2 separate regions of the Mus musculus genome follow, and region 1 is linked to region 2. Evidence: chromatin loops called from intact Hi-C (ENCODE). Cell type or tissue: gastrocnemius. All regions are shown on one strand. Links, peaks and the distances in the headings refer to the core of each region. The heading gives the core; the rest is flanking DNA.

Region 1 (5,370 bases), core at 309-5,308, 76 kb before region 2:
GGTAGGGATCTGGGTGAGGTCTTGGAGGAGTGACATGGTCAGATGTGGTTGGGGAGACGTCAGGCTCCGGTTGGAACAAGGTGGGGGCTGAGTGGGTGGAACAACCACATGTGTGGCTGAGCTGGTGGAGCACCCCCAGGCTCCAGGCTCCCCCAGTTGCAGAATCCCACCACCTCTGAGGGTTCCTTACGATGCATCTGCAGCCATGGTGGCCATGCATCCTGCCCAAAAAGGAGAGGGCATCCAGCTCAGGAAACCCAAAGGGAGAGATTCAGAAATAGAGATAAATAGAAAAATAATTAAGTCAAATCATAAACAAGTGTGTTGGGAAGGTTGTCATAGTCCTTAGCTATTTCTGGGTGAAAGTCCCTTCCTGGAACTTGAGCAGGGCCAGCATGGGGACTGGACGCTCCTGGGACCTAACCTACAAGTGACTGGCTGCTGTTTCCTTGCCTATCAGGGGATCCCTAGTCTATGCAGGCTAAGTCCTGCTCTCCCCAAAAGAGGATTTCTCAGAAACATATACATTGTCATGAGGCCTGCTTGGGATGGCCTGGGCTTGTGGCCTGCAGCTCTAAGTGAACTTTAGCCCCACAGGAGCTGGGCAGGAGCTGGGCAGGAGCTGGGCAGGAGCTGGGCAGGAGCTGGGCAGGAGCTGGGCAGGAGCTGGGGAATCTGAGATTCCCCCCTTGGGTCTGGCAGATAAGAGCTGGGTTTACTCCAGGCGACGTGGCTTCTTGGCTCTTCTTTCTCAGCCTGTGTCAACTTCACATCAAAACTCCGAGTGACTGTGCTTGCTGTCTCTCCTCCGACCTCACCGAAGATATTATCCTTTGCAGGGCCATCCTGCAAAAATACCATGATTGGGTGATCTTTTTAAAGGAGATGAGCTCACCCAGAGCAAATTTGGACCATACGTAGCTCAGTGCTGGATAGCTTGTCTATATGCACCAGACCCTAGGTTCAAGCCCAGCAATGCAGACCCATTAAAAAAAAATCCCAAGATACAACAGAGAGCAAATATGGAAAGGTGTCTGGAAACCACCCTATTCCCCATGTGATCAGTATAAAGTTCCCAGGTCAGAACAATCTACTAGAAGATCACTCCAGGGAGCTGAAGACCCCAACTTCATGAAGCATATTCCTAAAATATTTCAATCCCAAGTTTACTTCCTTGGCAGGAGTCAAAATGAATCTGCTGATTGGGTGAGGTATGTGTCAATCATCTAAGGATCCTGTTTATCCCTGGGAATGGGGTAGGGAACAAATAATGTGGGATAGGGGCGGGACATTTGTGGGCAGGGCCTGAGCCAGCTGCTCTTCAGGTGTGGTTTCAGGTGAGGCTCAGAGCAGGTGAAGCCAGGCTGTGAGAGCCAGGAGGGCAGTGGGGCTGGCTCCTCACCTGCCTTTCATTCTCTTCCCATAGGCAGGTGGGGAGCAGTGGGGTTCACATGGTTTTCAGGGTGGGGGAGGGCGCTGGGGACCAGGCCTGACTTCTGTTCTTAGCCAGAACAAAGACATCTGTGCGGGCTCTGAAGATACCTGCTCTTCGTCTGGCCCCAAAGTCCTTAGGTTCCAGGTAGTGACAGAAACACATATTGAGCAGCCTTGCAGCCAGGTGACTGCTGTGCACAGCTGAGACACTACGAACTAACCATGCTCCAGGCACATGCCTGGACCCCAGCCAGACACTGTATGACGTTCCATACAACCAAACACACAACATCTGAAACCTTCACCTGCCTGCTGGTTCTTTCATTCCTCAGGGCAATGCCCGTCACTATCCCCATAGGGTGCACTTTTGTTAAAGACTGATGAAACTGGAGGATAACCCCAGAAGGATATGTTTATCCCTCTACTTCCTACCCAGCCACAGATGTGAACTCACTTCACCCCTAGAGGTCATGGTTGGCAGGGGATTCTAGCAGAATGCAGATGACATGGATAGGCAGGGAAGACAAGCAGAACGCAAATGACATGTGTGGCTGTTTCTCCTCTAGCCAACAGCTTTCTAGAATGGAGGGACACAGTGTAGCCCCTGTGGCCTGCGAACACGTGTGCCCATCACTCTTAGCCCCCCTGGTCCTGGCTATACGGTTCTGACGTTGTCATCGTTGATCTGTGGCAGTGTCCCTCCGAAGGTTGGGCACCTCTGCTGGACACTTGAATATCTTCGGTTGGGTCTAGAAGTTCTTTCTGTCTTTGGGGTCCTGATAGTTGGAGGGAGTAAGTGTCTGAGGTATGCGTGTGCCCCATTTCTTTACTTACGCATGCCAGTTCCCAGATCCCTCACTCTCCACACCTGACTCCCCTAAACAGACATGTGCTAGCTGATGCGTGTTCAACCCCTTGCAAGGAGCGGCTGCAAGGTCAGAGAGGAGCCGTGGCAGCACGCCAGCTCTTCACTGGGCACCCACACTTTGTGCTCCCAAATAAGCAGCTTGTTGTTCTATTAATGCCTTGTGGAAAATGTGAGGGGAAACAGAACCCCTCTAACCACTACAAGTGTGAACAGAGAATCTCTGTTCGCCCCACCCTGAGACCTGTGTGTCTATGTTCCCATACACAATGCCCTGTGTATACATGTTCCCATGTTCTATATCACTGTATGTGTGCATATGCACACATCTCCTCCACATACATACTTCCCCTCCAACACACATGTATATACACTCTCCTACACACACCCCCAAACCACATACCCCTCTCTTTACCACACCCATTACCCCTTTCTCCTTTCTTTCTCTCCCTCCCCTCTCTCCCTCCCCTCCATCTCTCTCTACCTCTGTCTCCTATACTCATTCCAGAACTCCAGCCCCAAGGTTGAGCAGTGGCATCCTTAAGATCTCCCCTGGGCTCCCTGAAGTTTCCCTTTGTCCTTTATGAGGGTGGGTGGGTCTCAGTTCTTAGGGGAGCTGAGATCTTTCAATGCATAGGAGAGGGGAGGGGAGGGGAGGAGAGAGGAAAGATCCCTGGACCTGCCCAGAGTCCCCCTGGCAGCCCCAGCTTTCTGCCCCTCATTCTCAGACCACATTCGCTCCAGCCCAGGGATGCAGTGGCCCCAGCCCTCCCCACCGCACAGCTCCAGGCTGACTCTACCGCTGCTGCCCTGCATTCCTGTGTTCAGCAACAGCTGGCTGAGCCTAATTAAGCCCCACAGTGCTGGTTCCACCTGGTGAAGGATTAACAACAACAACAAAACAGCAAACATCAGAGGAGGGGTGGTCAGGCCTCCTGCTTCTTCCAGAGCTGGGGATGGGGCTGCAAGCCTAGTCTCCCCCTTTTCCTCTGTGACATCCCTGAGATGCACACTGTCATCACTGAGTTCAGGAGAAGCATCGCCAACCTAGGGATGGTGGGTCTTAGCCTGCTGGTGTCTGTATATTTCTCTGCAGGGCAGGCAGCCAGTTTACCCCTCCAAGGTGAGCAGACTCCGGCCACAACTTAGCTTTCCACATGCATCTGCTGAGGAGTGTTGTGTGTGGTCATGTCACCACCCAGCTAGTGGGCATGTTTATGGTCTGCAGGGTCCAGGCAGATGACATGTGAGCAGAGTCTAAGATCCCCCCACCACGCACACACACGCAGGGGACAGCCATGGATTAGCCTTGGAAGAAGCTGATGCTAGACCCCTCCCCATCTATGTTCCAGCATCCTGTAGGGGCTAAAAGCAACGGTGGTGCTGGATTCAGGACCCCTGAGCAAGTGGACAGAACTGAGCATGCTCAGTGTCCAGTGGATCCCATCACTCTTAAGTCTGTGCTTGGCAGTAGCGGCTCCAGCAAGGTCCTGAGCCTCCATGCTACAGGGCTGGGGCATAGGAAGGCTGGCCATAGTTATAGCTGCAGCCATAAAGGATGGGGTTACCTGAGCCAGGTTGAGTAAGAGTAGGGTTTTCTCAGGTACAGACTCAAGAGGTGGCTAGAGAAGAAGCCACGGCTAGGGGCGTTCCAGGTTAGTGTGAGTAGTCTTCAGAATGCCAAACTCAGGCCAACAGATGTCAAGGTCCCCTGTACACAAAGACTGGTTCCTCTAGAAACTTTATTTATAATGTGTACACACCTGCTTCCAATGCAAGCTTGAGAAATGTCACAAGACAAAATATCAGTTGTAGAAACAGCAGATTGTCTACGCCATAGATTACTGCACTCTGTCGAGTCCAGGGTCCTGTTCCGGGTTCCTGGAACTTAAAGCAACATGGGAAAGAGGAGGGACTTATTAGCTGTACGTTCAGATTTTCACAGTTTCGTTTTATGTTGTGTTTTGGTAGGAGACTGGGGAGCTTTGGTGGATGGAGCTCTGTTAGCCGTGGAAACCTCAAAAGCGACCTCAATCTCTGACGGTGACAAAATTACCCAACCTCCTTCAGCGCTAAATGTATTGAGATAAAGTCAAAATGTCACTGCACCTTTCTTCTGTTTGCCTTTGGGGGAAATCTTGTGTATCCTGTCGCTGCTGGATGAAGGGTCCTATCACTATCAATGAGGTCATGGTGGTTGAAGCTCCTGTCTTCTCCCTACTCTCCCCAACCTCCTGGTTTTTCTGGTTCTATATTTGACGGGGATGTTGGGACTCCCAACGGTGGCTATGAGTTTCTCTGTTTCCCTTTGGATTTGTGTCATGTGTTTTGAACTTCTTAAGAGCAGGCCCCATGGCTCTTCTTCTGAGTTCATAACTGGTGTGTTCCTCTCCAACTCTATTAGGATTTCTCGTCTGCAGGCTACTCTGTCTACTCCTAGTGTAACCGTCCCTCATTTCCTCCCAATTTTTGAAAAGTGGTGTGTGTGTGTGTGTGTATTCACACGCATGTATGCTCAAATTCATAGCATGTGTGTGGAGGTCAGAGGACAGCTTTCAGGGGCCACGTCTCTCCTTCCACCATGTGAGTTTGGGGAATCACACTTAGGTTGTCAGGTTTGGCGGCAAGCACCGTTTCTCACTGAGGCATCTGACTGGCCTTCCTTTTGTTTCTTTTCCTTTCTCGTGGTACTGGGAATTCAACCAACCCGGGGCTTCTAACATGGTAGGAAGGTTGAACCAGACACGCTGGCCCTTCGACTTCTGCTCAGATATTAACCCATTTATATTTAATTTAACTGTTAACACGGATAAGCTTAAACTATCACGCTGTTGGTTTTATATACAAAATTGAATTTTGTTTCATATTTTCCTTCTTGCCTACTTGAATGATTTGATTATTCTTTAACATTTGGTTTATTCCTCTTAGCTTCTTTTATTTTTGGCAGCTGCTCTAAGGATAATGATATCTTGATTCTGGACTCACACCCCATCTCTAGATATGACCTCATGCTCTAGAAGGAGATGCTATTGTAGTGCCTCTACCCTCCTGTCCCCTGTTGAAAGCGCACA
Region 2 (5,370 bases), core at 53-5,052:
TTGACTTCAGGCTGTAATATATTAGGAATTTTCACATATGCCTCACGTTTTTTGCAAATAGCCCTTTTATTTCTTCTTTTCAAATTTTCATTCATTTCTTTTTTTTTTTTACACTATTTCCCCAGTTAGGTTTTACGTCATTGTGTCTCATAGAGGCAGGAAAATGGGCATACTTTGTGTGTGTGAATGTGTGTGTGTGTGTACTCATGTCTGTGCCCATGTGTGTGTGACACAACATACATGTTGAGGTCAGAAGACAACTTGTAGGGGTGGTTATCTCCTTCAGAGATGTGTGTGTGTGTCATGTGGGCACATCATGAGTTCTAGACCAGCCTGTCCTACAGAACAAGACCCTGGCTCAAGACAAAAAGTGGAAGGCTCATACTCTAATAGCAAGGAGAAGTGTAGACTAGCGGACATGTTCAACAGCAACACCATCGTTCACCACTGGCCTCAAGCATTACAGCCAAGGTGCAAGTGTATGTGCTGATCTTACATAGCCAGTGTATACAACATAACCACAAACAGCAGCCCCATGGTCAAGACACAGTGTCCGTGACAATGCTAGAGGAGCCACACGTTCTACTTGACATCCAGGAACTTGGTCCATTGGTTGGCCACTCTGAACCAAGCTGTTGTTCAATAGGTCTACCTATTGAAGGTTGTGATTTTCAAAGATTTCCAACTATCTGGTTTCAAAAAAGCCACCTGCCTGGGTCAGCAGTGGGGTAGAGGAGCTGTGGAGAGCAAGTGCTGCCCTGCTCTGACCTGCATGTCTCCTCCCTTCTGCAGGTGACTCCAGGGTTCGAGGAAAAGGAAGGGGAGCTGCTGGTTAGGGGACCCTCGGTGTTCCGAGAATACTGGGATAAGCCAGAAGAAACGAAAAGTGCTTTCACTTCCGATGGCTGGTTCAGAACAGGTAGGACAAAGGCCTGAAGTGGCAGAGGGGACTGCGGTGGAGGTGGGTCTGGTCTGTGTTGGTGTCTCTCGGCCTGTGCATTCCAGAACCTCCCACTGAAGGCGGAGGCCATTTGGAGGCTGCTATCTGACACCCTGTTGAGTGCCTCAGCCTCCTGCCAACTACTGGAGAGGGTCTGAGACAACTGCCCTAGAAGGAGCCTGGAGCCCTGTCCTCAAGACATAGGTAGCGTCTACACTGTCCCTCTGCCTGTTGGCCACGTTTCCAAAGCCTTGCTGATACATGATGATTGTGGTCCTCCTGCCCCGGTGGTCAGGCCTCCTGTTCCTCTTGGGCACCCCACTGCTCCTGTCCACACAGCCATCTTCTTGCTCTGTAAATCCCCCTTCCCACCGTGGGGTCAGAAGCAGGTTCATTTACTGTGATTTGGTTTGGTTTAGGCGTTAATGTGCATATTCCAGTTGGTCTCTTCTGTGTGGCCTGCGGGCTCATGGTGGGGTGAGGGCAGTAGCTCACGCAGGTTGGGAGACACTCTGCATGGCCTGGAGCTTCTCCACCTGAGCACCAGTCCTCCTGAGAGCCCTCCGTAGCTTACGGGAACCTCATGTTAAGGACAGTGGGTTTTGGCTGAAGCCCATCGACATCACACAAGGCACTGACCTCAGGAGGTAACGCTCTGGTCACTCTTCCTTTTGCCCCTCAGTATTCCTGACACTCTGAGAATATGCTTTCTTATCTAGTTCTTAGGTAATACTTTTCAAAAAGAAAGGCCTGCTTCTCAGGTGACATCCTGACCCACGTAACAGAGGCGGTTTAGACCATGTTCTTTTGGGAGGCAAAGCCTTTGGGGGCCATGGGCCCTGGCTGGGTACTGTGGCTCAGCTGAGAGAAGCAGAGTCTGTAGGGAAGGAGGAGACAATCTATAAGTTTGCCAAATGTGACCCTCAGTGTGGTGGCCCTGGAAGCATGTGTTGTCCTGGCTACCTTGGGCCAGTATATTCTAGCTCAGTGGGGGCATCAATCCAACTCCTCCAGGGAGTGCCCAGGGTCCACAGTTGAGACCCACAAACTCACGGGCATGCCCTGTGGGCTCTGCAGGCACCACTGTTGCAGGGTGTCACCAGCTCGGTGTTGGAGAACCTGATGTGATTATATTAGTAGATCAGGGATGGACAGTGGTAAGCAGATAACCACAGCTCCTCAGTGCTCCCTCTGTGAGCGTCCTGGTTAATGCCAGCTATCTGGAGGAAACAACCCTCCTGCCATTGTCCCTCCAGTGCAGGATTTGGGAAAGCCTGCTTTTGAGTGAGTCCTGCGTTTACAGGCCCCTCCAGCAGCCTTCTGCACAGTCCCTGCAGGGATTCCAACTTGCTTTGTGGTCACCTTCTTTTATGTTTAGGTTTGGATAAAAGGCTGTGTTCTTCCCTTTAAAAACACAGGGAGCAAGCCCTATAGGTTTTACTGATGTTGGGACTCATGGAGCCCTGGGGTGCAGCAGGAGCCACGTGGGCAGTGAGCGCTCCCTCCGGGTGGGCCTTTCTGCTGAAAAGGAATAGCATGCATTAATTATTGTAAAGAGATGTCTTCAGGAGAAAACGATTTTGAAATTCAGTTTAATTTCATTGTAACGTGCTGCAAACAGGAAGGGAGTGTGTGTGTTTAATTGGCTCTCGGGGGTAAGGCCGGGAGCTGGCAAGCCTTTGTCACAGGCCATTAGCGATACAGGCTGCATAATGAGAGCGCGCAATCAGCTCGCAGCTGCCGCTCCTACGGGGAGAGCATGATATTAAGTAGAAATCAGGATAAATTAAACTTAACCCTTTCCCTAGCTGTCCCTCCTGCCACTTGGATTGTGGCACAAGCTGGAGAAAGGCTGCCCTGGGCTCTTGGGAAGAGCTCTTCCACAGCCTCTCCCAGGCCACCCTCTGGGTCAGGATGAGAGGACAGTGGCTCCCTGCTTACCCCCTGCGCCCACTGTTCCACCATCTCCCCCTTCCTTTCTGTGATTATTCATGCCCCAGGGAGTATGCAGAGGAACTCACAAGGTTGGTGGTGACTCAGAAAGGAGCTAGACCTCCCTTGCTGCCAAAATTAGTCCTCCTAACTCTGTGACTTCCAACAAAACTGTTTAGAACACATGGCCTGCCTGGAGTTCGGGGCCCAGGCAGGCTGTAAGTAATAGGTAAGCCTAGAGTCTGGAGTTAGGCTGTCCTCGGTGGGTGATGGGAGGGACCAGGAATGCTCCTGTGCCACCTGAGGACCACCAAGGCTAAAGAGCCAGTCACCCAGGTCCCTACAGCAGAGAGGATGGAATCTAGGCGCTGAGAGTTAATTCCATTAATGTGCACAGGAACCAGGTGTCATTACCAATAAACCTGCAAGGGGCACGTCAGCTGGGGGCACATCACCTGGGGGCACGTCAGCTGGTGGAGTTCCTTAGGGAACAGAATTCTGATCTGAGGAAAGTCACCAGCAACTTGTAAGGCACAGAAGGAGGAAGGAGAGGTAAACACCTTTACTCTTCCAGAACAAGCCTACCATGTCCCGAAATCCCTCCTTCAGATCTGTACCCTACTTCATGTGTGTCTGTCTGTTGGGGCTCTGTTGTGGTCTGTTGTATGTGGCTGGCTTTGGGGACTTTGCCCTTCCCTGTTGCTCTACACCAGGCCACCATGGGCTTTTGGAGGACCCAGGCTGCAAAGTCTCTTAAATGCATGGCTGTAAATGGTTTTCAGATGTAAAAACCTGTTGCCCTTTCCCCATACCCTCCATAGGAATGGTAGCATGAGTTAGGACCTCTGAACCCTGTGCAATGGGCAGAGGCTGCTTGTCTGCCTGCAGGACTAGAATCAGCCAAGATCTGGGCTGGGAGCCAGCCTTGCCTTCATGCCACAGTAATTACACATGGTGGGCAGTTTGTGCTATTCTGTGCCGTGGAGAGAGCAGGGCACCAGCAGGGAGGGCGGGAGTTAACAAGACCCCAAGGCACCGGGTGTTCTGGAGGGCTGGAATCATGCAGACAAGCTGTGCTGCCCCTCACTTGGGTTTCCATGGGGACATGAGACATGCAGAAGCCAAAGCTTAGCCTGGAAGAGGCCACCCACTGATAATGGTGCTGTCCACCACCCACCACATAACCTGTGCTGAGTAGGCAGGCAGGGAAGTGAATATCCCTAATTGAGCTGCTATTTGAGCAATCTTTCTCCTCTGCTCTCCATGTGTGCCAAGTTCTCCATGAGGCTCTGTGCATGCTTGCTTAGGGTTAGGACCCAGTGCTGCTAGGAGGCTCCTTAGCTCTGTCAGGTGGCTTCTCCAGTTCGACCTCTAAAGGTTATCATTCGTTTTTAATCAATTGTTGATTGATTAATAGTCTTCCCAGAGACTCCTAGGCTGTTCCATGCTGTCAGCCAGTGGAGGTGTGTATGGGTCCTCATTCCTGACGGCTGAGCTTCCTGCCCCTGCCTTGCTGTGACTGTCACCTGGGAGGTTGGGAAGGCACTGGTACCATCCTGACTGGCAGGCACAGGAAACGGGGGCACCTGGCACCCTTTGTGCTTTGTTCCCAGTGCCAAGTCCCTGGGCTCAGGTGCTATGTGTGGACGAAACAGGCCAGGTCCACATGACAGTGGCCTCATCCCCCTGGTGTGCGTGAGGGCTGACAGTGTGTGTCCCTGGTTTGTTCCTGCACAATGAGCTGGAAATCCAGGCAGAAGTTTGCAAACTTTTAAAAATCTGAGTTATGTGTCTATCCATGGCTTAGACCTCCACAACCCAGCCAGCCCAACCCTAGCCCAGAAGACCCCCTCCCGCCCTCTCTCTCCCCCAAGTCTTGTTGGTGGCTTCAGGGGTGCTGACCCCCTTCACAGAGGATGACCTGACTCACACTCTGCCTGCTTACTCACACCCTGCCATCCTTTGGTGGACCCCACTCCCACAGGCCGTTCCCACACTGGTCAGTCACGGGCAGTATTTGTTCTGCTAAGCTCGGGCTGGTGGATGCTGCCTGCTGGTGCTGGAGAGGCCAGGCTCTGCAGGGCTTCGGGACCTGTTGTCCTTCCAGGGGAGCTGCACTGCTTCCCAGAGCATCTAGAGCCCAGGCCCTGTAGTGATGCACACGCGTGCACTCTTTGTTTGCCACATGGAGCTCCCGCCAGGCTCTCCAGTTCTTCACCACCTGCCTGTCTGCTTTCTGGTGTTCAACTTCTGACATATAATTTCCTCTGCTTTCTCCCCACTTTAAGATTTATGCCTTTAAAACCAAACAAATAAACTATTGTTGATCTTGTCTTCGGGGCTCCTAGCTTTGCCTGGTCTGAGCTGTCGCAGGCAGGTTTTGGTGAGGTTTAGGATCCTGGGACGTTATCGTGTCTGCTTTGCTTTCATTCCCTGCTCCTTCTAGTGCCTCTCTAGGTCCTGAGCCCCAGGCTCTAGTCTCAGAGGCTTTCTGCTTC

What was found. Peaks named below come from ENCODE experiments on the same cell type or tissue, not always from the same donor. Only the 100,000 strongest peaks of a DNase experiment are listed, where the experiment ranks them.
Region 1: a loop joins it to region 2, with 7 times the contacts of the local background. A loop is called at or near these places in 3 of 42 quality-filtered maps.

Annotation. Positions count from the first base shown.
Region 1 is chr8:122,725,709-122,731,078 of GRCm38, forward strand. C230057M02Rik (a long non-coding RNA gene) reads right to left here. Exons shown (of 4, transcript XR_001778694.1): 3 at 4,063-4,186; 4 at 1-846. Among named protein-coding and RNA genes, the nearest start is that of C230057M02Rik, 24 kb to the right of the region's middle. In gastrocnemius, for the core only: no CTCF peak of the experiment used is centred there; a DNase peak (open chromatin) is centred at 2,388; H3K4me3 peaks cover 176 bases; H3K27ac peaks cover 1,029 bases.
Region 2 is chr8:122,801,723-122,807,092 of GRCm38, forward strand. Acsf3 (acyl-CoA synthetase family member 3) reads left to right here. Exons shown (of 10, transcript NM_144932.4): 7 at 793-919. Among named protein-coding and RNA genes, the nearest start is that of Gm35466, 19 kb to the right of the region's middle. In gastrocnemius, for the core only: no CTCF peak of the experiment used is centred there; DNase peaks (open chromatin) are centred at 2,711, 3,812 and 4,443.